Linked DNA regions of Mus musculus: region 2 is linked to region 1. The links are chromatin loops, found by intact Hi-C in ENCODE. Cell type or tissue: left cerebral cortex. All regions are shown on one strand. Links, peaks and the distances in the headings refer to the core of each region. The heading gives the core; the rest is flanking DNA.

What was found. Hi-C counts contacts between places; a loop is a spot of excess contacts. Peaks named below come from ENCODE experiments on the same cell type or tissue, not always from the same donor. Only the 100,000 strongest peaks of a DNase experiment are listed, where the experiment ranks them.
Region 2: a loop joins it to region 1, with 1.8 times the contacts of the local background. A loop is called at or near these places in 3 of 42 quality-filtered maps.

What each region holds. Positions count from the first base shown.
Region 1 is chr17:63,142,123-63,147,503 of GRCm38, reverse strand. The region is part of intron 7 of Fbxl17 (F-box and leucine-rich repeat protein 17); the gene reads left to right. Among named protein-coding and RNA genes, the nearest start is that of Gm34324, 100 kb to the right of the region's middle. In left cerebral cortex, for the core only: no CTCF peak of the experiment used is centred there; DNase peaks (open chromatin) are centred at 840, 1,104, 1,312 and 1,932; H3K27ac peaks cover 1,179 bases.
Region 2 is chr17:63,072,261-63,077,641 of GRCm38, reverse strand. The region is part of intron 8 of Fbxl17 (F-box and leucine-rich repeat protein 17); the gene reads left to right. Among named protein-coding and RNA genes, the nearest start is that of Gm34324, 35 kb to the right of the region's middle. In left cerebral cortex, for the core only: no CTCF peak of the experiment used is centred there; DNase peaks (open chromatin) are centred at 1,370, 2,259, 4,170 and 4,601; H3K27ac peaks cover 1,386 bases.

The DNA of each region.
Region 1 (5,381 bases), core at 54-5,053:
AGAGGATGGAGACCAAGACTCAGGTAGCTCACTCTCTCACTCGCCGACACTGAAAGCACTAGACTGTCAGATCCCGATGTCAGAGCCACTGTTGCAATGACTGACACTGGTACGGAACTCCAGCTGGAAACAAGTGACCACAGCCTTGTCAACCTCTTACTCATAGGGCAAATACATCCTGATGGATCGGGAATGTACTCAGTGACAGAGGGCTTGCCTGCTGGCCTAGCACAGCACATAAGAGACCTAGCTTTGTTTTCTCATGCTACTGAAATGGGGGGGTGGGGGGGAGCGGTGAAGAAGCAGGCTCTGTCCTCTAGTATCTTGTAGCCAGTAGCCACCACAAGACGTTAATATCATAGATAATAGTGATTACCAATAATGGTTGTCCCTGACTCGTTCATAATTGGGGCAACTCTACTTCTAGAGCATATCTATGAACTTAGCTTTGTGTGATGAACTAAAACTCATGTTCAATTCTCTTTGATCAGATTGTGTATAACAATGCTATCTTGAATTTGGGGCTCGGCACGTTTAATATCTAAAAGAAGTTTCTTGTTCCAAGAAGGAAAATGTTGCATATAACTGGGATTATATTCAAATGATCTAAAAAAATGATTACTTCCTTAAATATTTACACATCACAGAAAGACAGCAAACAAAGAATAAAGGAAGGCTGTCATTCTCTAGGTATGAAGGAAGAGATGCATATGGCCATTTTTGAGAAGATATGTTTGGGTAATATAACATATGTGTACCATATGGAGGAAGCTGCGTTAGAAGCCCTCTGGAGAGCTGACTAATACATCACCACTAAGCAGATGTAAATTGCAGTGCCTTAGTCACCTACGGACTGTCTGTCTCTCTTAGCAATTAACAGAGCTCTTAGAGTGGCTAAAAGTGAGTTATTTTTAAAGGAAAAAAAACCACTTCAATGTGTATCTACAGTGTATTCATTTTTATCCTTATCACTTATGTACTGACTCTCACAACCATTTGTACCAACGATGTGACTGAAGGGCAGAAACGTGACAAATGACCCTTCCACTCTGGGATCACAGAAACTAGTCTTTGGTGCCTAGAATCATGTTCCCCACATAGGTTTTCTCAGCGTGAGCTGCCCTGTCTCTTGATTGCTGATAAGCAGGCTGATGTCAGCTTCTCTGTTTTGCAAGAGCTCTTTTTTTTTTTTTTTTTTAAAGCAGCTTGGCTGTATCATTTTTGAATGGCCCTTCACCGGGTTCTTTACAGCATTCCCAACACTCATCCGGCTTATGTTAATCTCATTTCAGCTCACCATAAAGCAGTTGTTTTCATGTCTAATCGGCAGGCTTGCATAATCCACAAGAAGCCTGCCGTCTAGTGCATTTCTTCAGCCTGGGAAACATGCCTCATTCTAGGATACTGCTGTTTGTGAGGCTCTTTGTTTGCCAGCATCCGAAGCCTGGCTCACCTGTGATGCTGATGAAATCGAGCAGGTAACAGAGTGGGGAGTTCAGGTCTCTGGCCATGTAGTAGGAGGTTGGACACCCGTCACTTTGATCTTGACCTTGTTGATACAGTGAGTGCTCACTCTGTCCACCAACCCAAAGGTCACGCCGGCCTTCTTGATTGGATTTTCTACTCTGTCAGTCAGCACACCATTAGGCAGAGTGCTGCCAGTGACCCCTGTAATCTCAGTATTGCCAGTAAGAGGTGTGTAGGGTTCTGTTGATGGGGGCAAATACGTAAATCATTTCAGCTTGTATTGTACGCCTGCCACAGGCCAAGAGATACACAAAACCCACAAGATAGAAAGCACACTTTCTGCCTTCACGAAGTGTTATGGTGGAATGATGAAAGCCCACCTCATGGTTAGATGGGACACACAGTAAGTGCGGCTGGAGGTTAGGATGTGAGCATTTGGCCGCTGGTTGCCTATTGTAACTAGTCTGCAGTCTGGTCTGTCTTTCTCTGCATGTGCATTTTAAAAGCTCCCCGGGCTGCCTATAGCAGCAGCCCTTGAATGAGAGTCTCACAGGCTTTTAATGATATTCAGAGCTGTTAAGTGGAGTTTCCCAGAGGACAAAAATCACAGTGTACCACTGGCTTCAGAGTCCTTTATTCCACCCTTGGAGAATTGCTGCACATAATAGATTGAATAAGACTGGGCTGATTTGCATCCCTTATCCTCCAATCGGTGACTCAGCTTCTTAGCTTCTTTATGCTTAGATGACTATTGGGTGTTTCACGTACATTCCAGAATCTTTTTGTCTCAAAAATAACTGATACCCTACTCTGTTTATATGTGAGCTTATAGATTTTTTTCCTTAATAATAGGACTTGTCATCCTGGCTTTCTGCTGGCTTTTTATTAATTTAAGAAACATTTTTCCCATGCTAACATTGAACAGTTTTTTTTCGTCATCCTTTGCTAATCCATAGTTACTTTCAGTGATTAAATGGTTTCATTTTCATCCTCTGGATTTTCTTTATATGGAGAAACTTCCGTTGACTGGTTAAGACAGTGCCAAAAGCATGCTTGGAGTGTGTGAAGCTGGTGATCTTGTTTCTGTTCTACCTTATAACACAAAGAGTTTACCATTGTAAATAGTCCTGCCACCCAGCCTCATGTTTACACATGGGATTTGCTAGTGCAGTATATGTCAAGGGGCAGAATAAAACAGCAATAGGGGCTCTGATGTCTGGTTCCTTGAACGTGTTCTCAGGAAGTGGAATAAGCAGGTCTGTAAAAATGGTGGCTGCTTAGCGTATCTCTTGTCCACCTGCATAGGAATCATTGTGTAGCGCCACCACCACCAATACCTTCAAGAGAAGTAAGACAAAGGTATCTGCCAAGGGAGAGGGCATAATGGGTGCAGGGGAGGTTGTACCCAGAAGCCAAAGATAGGTAGCATGCTTCAGAGGGTCTCACCCCTGGGAAGAGTTTAGAAACACCAACTAGTACACTGAATGAATCACAAGCCTCTTTGACCTCACTCAGCAAGTTAGGTAATCTCTTCTCAGGACAGAAGTATCCACAGGGAGAGGTAACACTCAGAGGTTCTGAGCTACTAAGAATTTAACAAATTTCAGAGCATAGGCGGACATATCAACATTGATGTTCAACAGTGCCTCAGTGAGAGAGCATAAAGTACAACGTTTGAAAGATAAGTTCACTTCCAAATTTACCCAGTCTTGCAAGTGGACACACATGAAGAGGAAAACTACCATTGCAACTTAAATAAATGGCTGTCATAGCGATCACATTAAAAAAGACTTACCATAAGAAATAGAGCCAAGTGACCAGTGCATACCACAGCAGTATTTTCTGCATAGGTGTTGCCAGCATGAACACTCTAAATTGGAAAGAGATTTCCAATTCGGGCTTTTTGTCTCTCTGACCCTACAGCTCTGCTCAGATTCTCTGGGAATTTCTTCAGCTTACAAACAGTTCTCTTAATTGATTAGCAGGTGGCATGCTGCTCCCTGGCTCGCCCCAGCCCCCCCCCAGGTTGCTATGGAGACACAGCCTCCACTTCCCTGTTATGTCTTTTCTGTAGAAGGAGGTCTTGTGCACCTATTGGACAGGCTGCTGCTGGCGTTTCCTAGTCGTGGGTATCGGTTCCACGTACCTTTTTGGCTGAACAAGGGAAAAGTGACCCTTTCCCTAGCTCGAATGCTTACATCTTGCAACACTATTTTTCTTTAATGGGGTAATTTTTCTTTTTCTTTTTCTTTGCTTTACCGCCTTACATTGCTAGTTCTTAAGTACCAGAGTGTTAGTGTTCTTAAGTAAAACCCTGAAAGCATGTTCACTTTCTTAAAGGTTCTAGGTACCACTGCAAATGTACTCAAGAATTCTAATACCACTGACAACACCTTTCCTGTTTAAATATTATGCACAGTATGTTTGAGATCTCTCCCTCTCTGTCTCTCTGTCTCTCTCTCTCTCTCTGTGTGTGTGTGTGTCTCTGTCTCTCTCTCTCTCTCTCTCTCTCTCTCTCTCATACACACACACACACACACACACACACACAAGATCTAATGCAAATCAGTAGTTTTGTACCTTTGTTATAAGTTTCCTACCAGTGTAAAAAGGACAGGGGTATCTTTAAATAAGTTCTCCAAGGTCATTTCCAGAGACTTTAGTTCACGCCTAAAAACCAATGAGTCTAAGCTCTGCAACTTTTGTGCCTTCAATAAAAAATGCATTTTATGCATTAATACTAGTTTTTACTTTAAATTTTATTATTTATTTAATTTATGTGTATGGATGTCATGTCTGGATATATGCCTGTATACCGCATATGTGCCTAGTATCTGTGGAAGTCAGAAACATGTAAGCTTCTCTGGAATGGACTTACAGAGAGGTGTGAGCTAGGAATTGAATGTGTGTCCTCTGGAAGAACAGCTAGTGCTCTTAACCGAGAAGCCGTATTTCCAGCCTTCCCTCCAGTTTTTCCTTAAATACCAACTCTTATGTATGAAGTAATCTGAACATCATGATGGTGATCTCTGTCCCAGGGACAAAGGGCAGCATCAACCATAAACAGCTCCTTTCCACACACTGAACGTAGGCTCCATTCAGGCACCAGGCTGCTTTGACCATGAGGATTCTGGTGGGACCAGGATTTGGAATCTGTGTTTGTCACCTGGCCTCACACCTTACAATGTACCTCAATACAAGTGATAACGTTTGTATAAGTAGGGAAGCAGTTTCAAGTGCATTACCATCCTTTTACAGGAAGCACACAGTCAGCTCTTGAGAACTGGTGCCAGGGCCTTCCATGAAATGCAATCACAGCAAGTGATGGGAGTCGTCGTCCCCTCTGTTCCCTAAGGCCCGCATAGGCTACCTGTCAGATCTCACAATGAGAGTGAGTCTGAACGATAGAGTGCATGGTGAATAATTAAAGTGAAATCAAGAAAGCAAACCGTGGAAGCACAAAATGACCAGACCATGTCTACCAAACGGTCATAGTCTACCAGTTTTAAAAAGGAAAAATAAATAAATAAATAAATAAATAAATAACAGCAACAACAAAAAACTTGGATGAAGTTATACTGCTTCAAACAGATAACAGGCTCAGCTGAACATCACTGTCAAAATACCATGCATGTTTATCCTGTATTAACTATTTTAAAATCAGAAGAGTGAGTCACATAACTCATATGAAGTGTTCCTGTAGTATATTGAAAGGGGAAAAGATAGTTTTAAGTTAAAATCATTCTCTTTGAAGTCTGCAAGGCATTACATATAGTTAAATGATATTTTTGAGGTAACAATTTGGCTCATGCCTCACTATTAGATTAGTATTATTCCACAGTGGGAAAATCTCTTTACAGTCCGTAAGTTTGTCATAAAAAGTAAAAGAGGTGGAGTAAATATGAGTGGGTGGT
Region 2 (5,381 bases), core at 279-5,278, 70 kb after region 1:
TGTTTGTGAGTTTGTAGGTCTCTCCAGTCATGTTCTGGGGTTCTCTGGACCTTAGAATCTGTGACGTCAGCTGGACATGGGAGTGATTTCCTTTAATCCCAGAACTGGGGAGCCAGAAGGAGAGAGCCTGAGTTCCAGGTCGTCCAGGGCTGCCTAGTGAGACTGATTGAGGGAAAGAAAGGGGTTGGTAAAATCCAGTCATGTTTTCTTTCACATCAAAGTTTCATTTGGGCTGCTTTTTTAATTTGGAAGCTATATTTTACCAAACTGGTAGATTCTCCCTCACTTGAGCTTCTAAGAGCTTACAAGAATATTAACTGATGTTGATTTGTTGTAGAAAAAGCTAAGTATCTCTGTCTGTCCTCCCTGCTAGCTGCAGATGAGAAACATTAAACATATTCCTTGCAGCTGAGAAAGCTTGTGCTTGTATTATCAATGTCTAAGTACATTTGTAGTGAATTTGTTTGGCTGCAGCATTGCTGAGTCCTAGGGAGGAGTTCTCTAGCCTTCCGCCAACTGTAACCTTCCCCCACGAAGTTGTAAAGTTAGGAGGTGCATTAGGAAGCCTCTGTTAGAGCAGCTTTTCTGATGGCTGGATGGATAAGCATGTTAAAAGGTTTTGAAGCTGACGACACATAATCTCCTAAACTTTAATGCATTGTAAAAACCAGGAGGAGAGAACGCAGTGTGAGACCGCTTTGATGAATTGGGGTGAGTTCATATTCTGAGAGACTGTTCAAAGGCTTGCTTGACCTTGGGAATTAGAGCTGACCTGAAATCACCTATCAGTTTGACTCACGTTTATTTAGTGATTTAGTTAATGATATGTAAGTGATCGATGGGACTGTAATAAAAAGCAATGTGTTTACTCGAGCTTCTACAACTATAAACAGTCAGTGGTGACTCTGGTCTTAGAAATTATTTTCACGACTTCAGTAACTTCTAGACTACGAATCTGTTTCTTATGATATTTTCCTCATTTGGACAGAGAACAAAACTGAAAGGGGTAAAAAAAAAAAAAAAAAGCCTGGGAAAGCTGTGGGGAAAATGGAAATGCTGTGCTGAAGGTTAATAAAAAGGTTTGGGGTAATGAGGTTGATGAGAAGCGGGGTGCAGCATGGAATGGCATTGGCTGGAAAAGGAGACCTTGCCAGAGGCGGCCCGGCTGGTTTGGGAAACCTCTGTAGTTTGTGCTAATACCAAAGTTTGGAGACACAGGCCTGAATTATGAGCAGTGAATAACATCATAAACGTAGCAATTCTCAAATGCCAAACCCTTGTGAGAAGCAGTTGGATGGAGAGATGCTGGAGCTTTTAAAAGCTCCCTTTCACGTTCTTGCTTTTTTTTTTTTTTTTAACTTCATGCAGAACTAATTTTACACACTGTTCATTTGATTTGAAAATGCCAGCGTCTGGGGTATCATTAAAGAGCGTTATTGAGGGAGCCACTCTTGGCAGAGCTTCTGCTTCAAATGCCTAGTTCTTATGTTCCTGCCGAGCTATAAACTAGGAGAAAATGTACCCCAGTTTATACTTGAGGCCACTCGGCCTGTCTTCTCCCCTCCCCGCGTCAAGCAGGTAGCTGCCTTCTGTTGCCTCCTTCTCCTTGGGCAGTAGAGGTGTCTGGAAGGCTCTGCCAGCCCTGTTACTCAAGGAATAGACATAAATAGGTTGTGAAAGGTCCATACCAATGTCCTATGACCAAAGCCTCCTGGAATTTCTTTGATTTCTAGTTGACATAAATTAGAATTACACAGGCGTGAAGAGTCCACCCAGAAAAGATCAGAGAGACTGCGGGGGGTGGGGAGCCGCCTTTGTGGGGTCCCATAGATTACCCAGCTGCCTTCAGGCCAGGGGCCCAGTGGAAGCTGACTATTATTGGTCCACAGCATGAAAGTAATCAAATTAATTCATTTCTTATAAAAAAATTTTTCTTCCCAAGACCTTCGTTTTCATGTGTCACTGTTCCTGAAATTCTTAGAAGAGTAAAATCATTTATTTTAGTAAAGGTGGATAGCTATAGTATATTCTCTAGGATGCAAGAAAGTCTGGTTCTCCCGCAGAATCCCTTGTAATGGCAAAGAGATGGCTAATACGGAAAACAAGCGATGGAAACCACTCAGCCAGAAGCCTGCTTTACAGCCTCAAGATGGCCAGGGCCAAGTTCCGTGTGCCCAATTTAATGTAAAAATATTCAGGAAAATTTGACCACTGAACTGCTTTTCTCAGAAAGTAATTATGGTAAGAGAAAGCCTCAACAACCAAAATATTTCTGTGGGGGGAAAAAAACCTGGGGTTTTAGTCGCTTGTTTAAGAATTGTGAGCAGGAAAAGCCTGTGGGGAAAATAACAGACGGCTGTGTGACTAACACACAGAACTAACTGGAAAAATAATTTGTGGGGCACTGTGTCCAGGACTGTTTTGGTAGCAATTCAGCCATGTAACAAAGTGAGTACCTGCGGGCTCCTCTTCCGCCCACATATGCACAGCTGTTTTCAGACCGCCCTTAGCCAAAATTTAAAATTTTAAATTAATGCCCCGTTGAAGAAAATACATTGAAAAAAATTGCTTTCTGTTCTGTGAAGGCTGGAGTGGCCTGACTGACCTGAATTATATAGCCTCTGTCTTGAGAGACCTTTCACTACCCAGCCAGTGCACAGCCTTGTGTGCCCAAAGGTAGGGGCAGTTCCAGGTAGCAGGAGGCATGGGGGCTGTGAGCTCTGAGCTCCTGCCTTTGCTTGAAGCATCAGCATCCTCTTCTCGTTTGCTGATGAGACAGTTCCGCAGGTCATTTCCGAATAGGAGCACTTTAAAGCACATTTGACAGCCCTCTCTCGATCATCCCTGGTAATCGAACAGGGAGAAGCCCCACCAGCTGAAATTCTGAGGTTACCTCTCAGTGTCATCTCCGCCATCTGCTCTCATCTCCATTTCCTCCCATCCTATGAACCTCCAATGCCAAGCGTACCCGACTCTCCTGTCCCACTGGTATGGAGCTTCTTGGGACAGGTAGATTTGGTAAATACCATGCCACAATGCCAGCTTTTGACTTCTGTCAATGTGCCACCTCTGGGGCCTTTCAGAACTTAATCTCAAGCCTTGGAGTCATATGACAGTGATCTGAAACACAATGATATTAACAGCATGTGCCCAGAGGGTCATTACCACAGTCAGGTTTGCTATGAGCACTCAATACATGTGGCTTCTGTTCCCATTATTGCTCTTTCTTATGTGTGCACACCTACTTTCTTATGTGTGCACACCTACTTTCTTATGTGTGCACACCTACTTTCTTATGTGTGCACACCTACTTTGGAATCTTTTACCTGACACATTCACCACCTGCCCTACCTAGCAGGGTCTGAATATAAGATACTAAGATCTTAAAACAAAACCAAAAAGAAAAACAACAACAACAACAACAAAAAACAGTCTCCTGAGATATATGCAACAATATTTGAAAATAATAGAATTTGTTTTCAGTCATCAGGACTTTTATTTCAGTAAAAGAGCACAGAGGAAGGTAAAATCTAAAGGCCTGTAGGTCTCAACACCACCTTGGTTTTGTACGTGTTTGGCTTTGTTGTGAGCAGGGTAGAGACGGGCTGATCAAAAACCAGTTGGGAGTTAGAGCAAGGCTAGGGTTTGCTTCCTGGGAAAGACCGGCATCTGGTGGGAACTTGTCAGGCGTGCTGCAAGGAGCTGCTTGTACCTTGCTCACCTCTACTAGGGAACTGACATGTCACGAAAATCTCAGCTTATTTTCTACAAGATGTGAAGAAGGAGTCTAGAGCTCCCCCAAATATGTTAGGGTCAATAGATAGCTGTGTTGAGTTTGCCTGAAGGCACCCCAGAGTGTTATTACTTCGAGGTCAATATTCACCTTGGAACTTCGATTTGGCTTCAGTAATAATATGAAAGGATTAGGCTCTAGGACTGTGATTTTATATTTACTCATAGAAAGGGTAAATGGCAGTTCGCTAACACATACCCAAGCACAGGCCTGGCTTCCGTTGTCTATGAGACCGAGGGCTCCCCGCAGTTGGAAAGGAAATAAGCCAGCCCACTAGGATGTCTAGCACTCCGGTGAGCTGCCTGCTCCTACCCTGCTGGAACCCCTGAGATTCTCGTTTCTGCTGTTCATACAGTTTTCAGAGAGCTTGTTCCTTCTCCTTCTAATTTTATCATACATGTTACTCATTTGTTCAACAAATGTCTGTTGAGTGGCTCACTGTATAGTGCAGTCACTGTGGTAGGAAAAGCCATAAAGAAAGAGTCCCTAGCCCCTGGAGCTTACAGCTCCTGAGAGGGAGTGACAGCTTGAATACTGTGAATTTGGGTATTGTGTGACTGCTTGTTGGCTTGTTTTAAGAGGACATCCTGAGTGATCCCATGACCCAAGCAGCAGTCCAGCTGTCAATTCCCCTGACTTACTCCCCCTCCCTAGCCCCCAGTCCTTGTCTCTTAGCACCCTAGTATCAAACCTCCAGAAAGAGTTCTCTAGGAACAGTTCCCTGGCTTTCTCTTTGCCTACGGCTTTCTGAGCTCACATTAGCTCTGATGTAGTATCTCCAAACACACTGCCCACCTCCCTGTTCCCAACTGAGTCCACCTCCTGGCAGCTGCATTCAAAAGACAGCAACTCCACTGTCTGCGAGTCATTTTTTTGCCCTCTTCACCATCACCACTCCACCAACCTTCCCACCTCCTCTGTCTCCCCTTCCTGCCCCACAGTCTCTCTATTCCCAGGTTTACAGACTAGGGATGGTTTGTATAATACCCTCATGTGAAGCAAACAAACCATAGCTCTTACTTGCTGAGGTAGCATGCTGGCTTCCCACTTCCTCATCACACTGAAAGTTCTAAGTTTTTCAAACCAGAACCTAGACACAAAGGGGTCAGGCAAAACAGACTCACACATGCATCAGATAGTGGGCAGGTAGATTATCTTGTGTTTGTCACCTGTGTTCTCGTCAGCTCTTTGTTGCTGCATGCATCTGAAATCTCCACAATGTAGCTTACAAACATACTACATATCTAACAAGTTTGAAAATATTTAGAACCCACTGCCTCTTAACCATTGCATAGATCAGGGGTGAAAAGCATCTAGACTGAAGGAAATAAATAACCAAATAAGAAAGATGCTCTCCCAGCACTTAGGAGGCAGAGACAGAGGCAGGTAGATTTCTGAGTTCGAGGCCAGCCTGGTCTACAGAGTGAGTTCCAGGACAGCCAAGGCTATACAGAGAAACTCTGTCTCAAAAAACCAAAAAGAAAAACGAAAAAGGAAGAAAAAGAAAGAAAGGAAGGAAGGAAGGAAGGAGGAAGGAAGGAAGGAAGGAAGGAAGGAAGGAAGGAAGGAAGGAAGAAAGGAAGAAAGG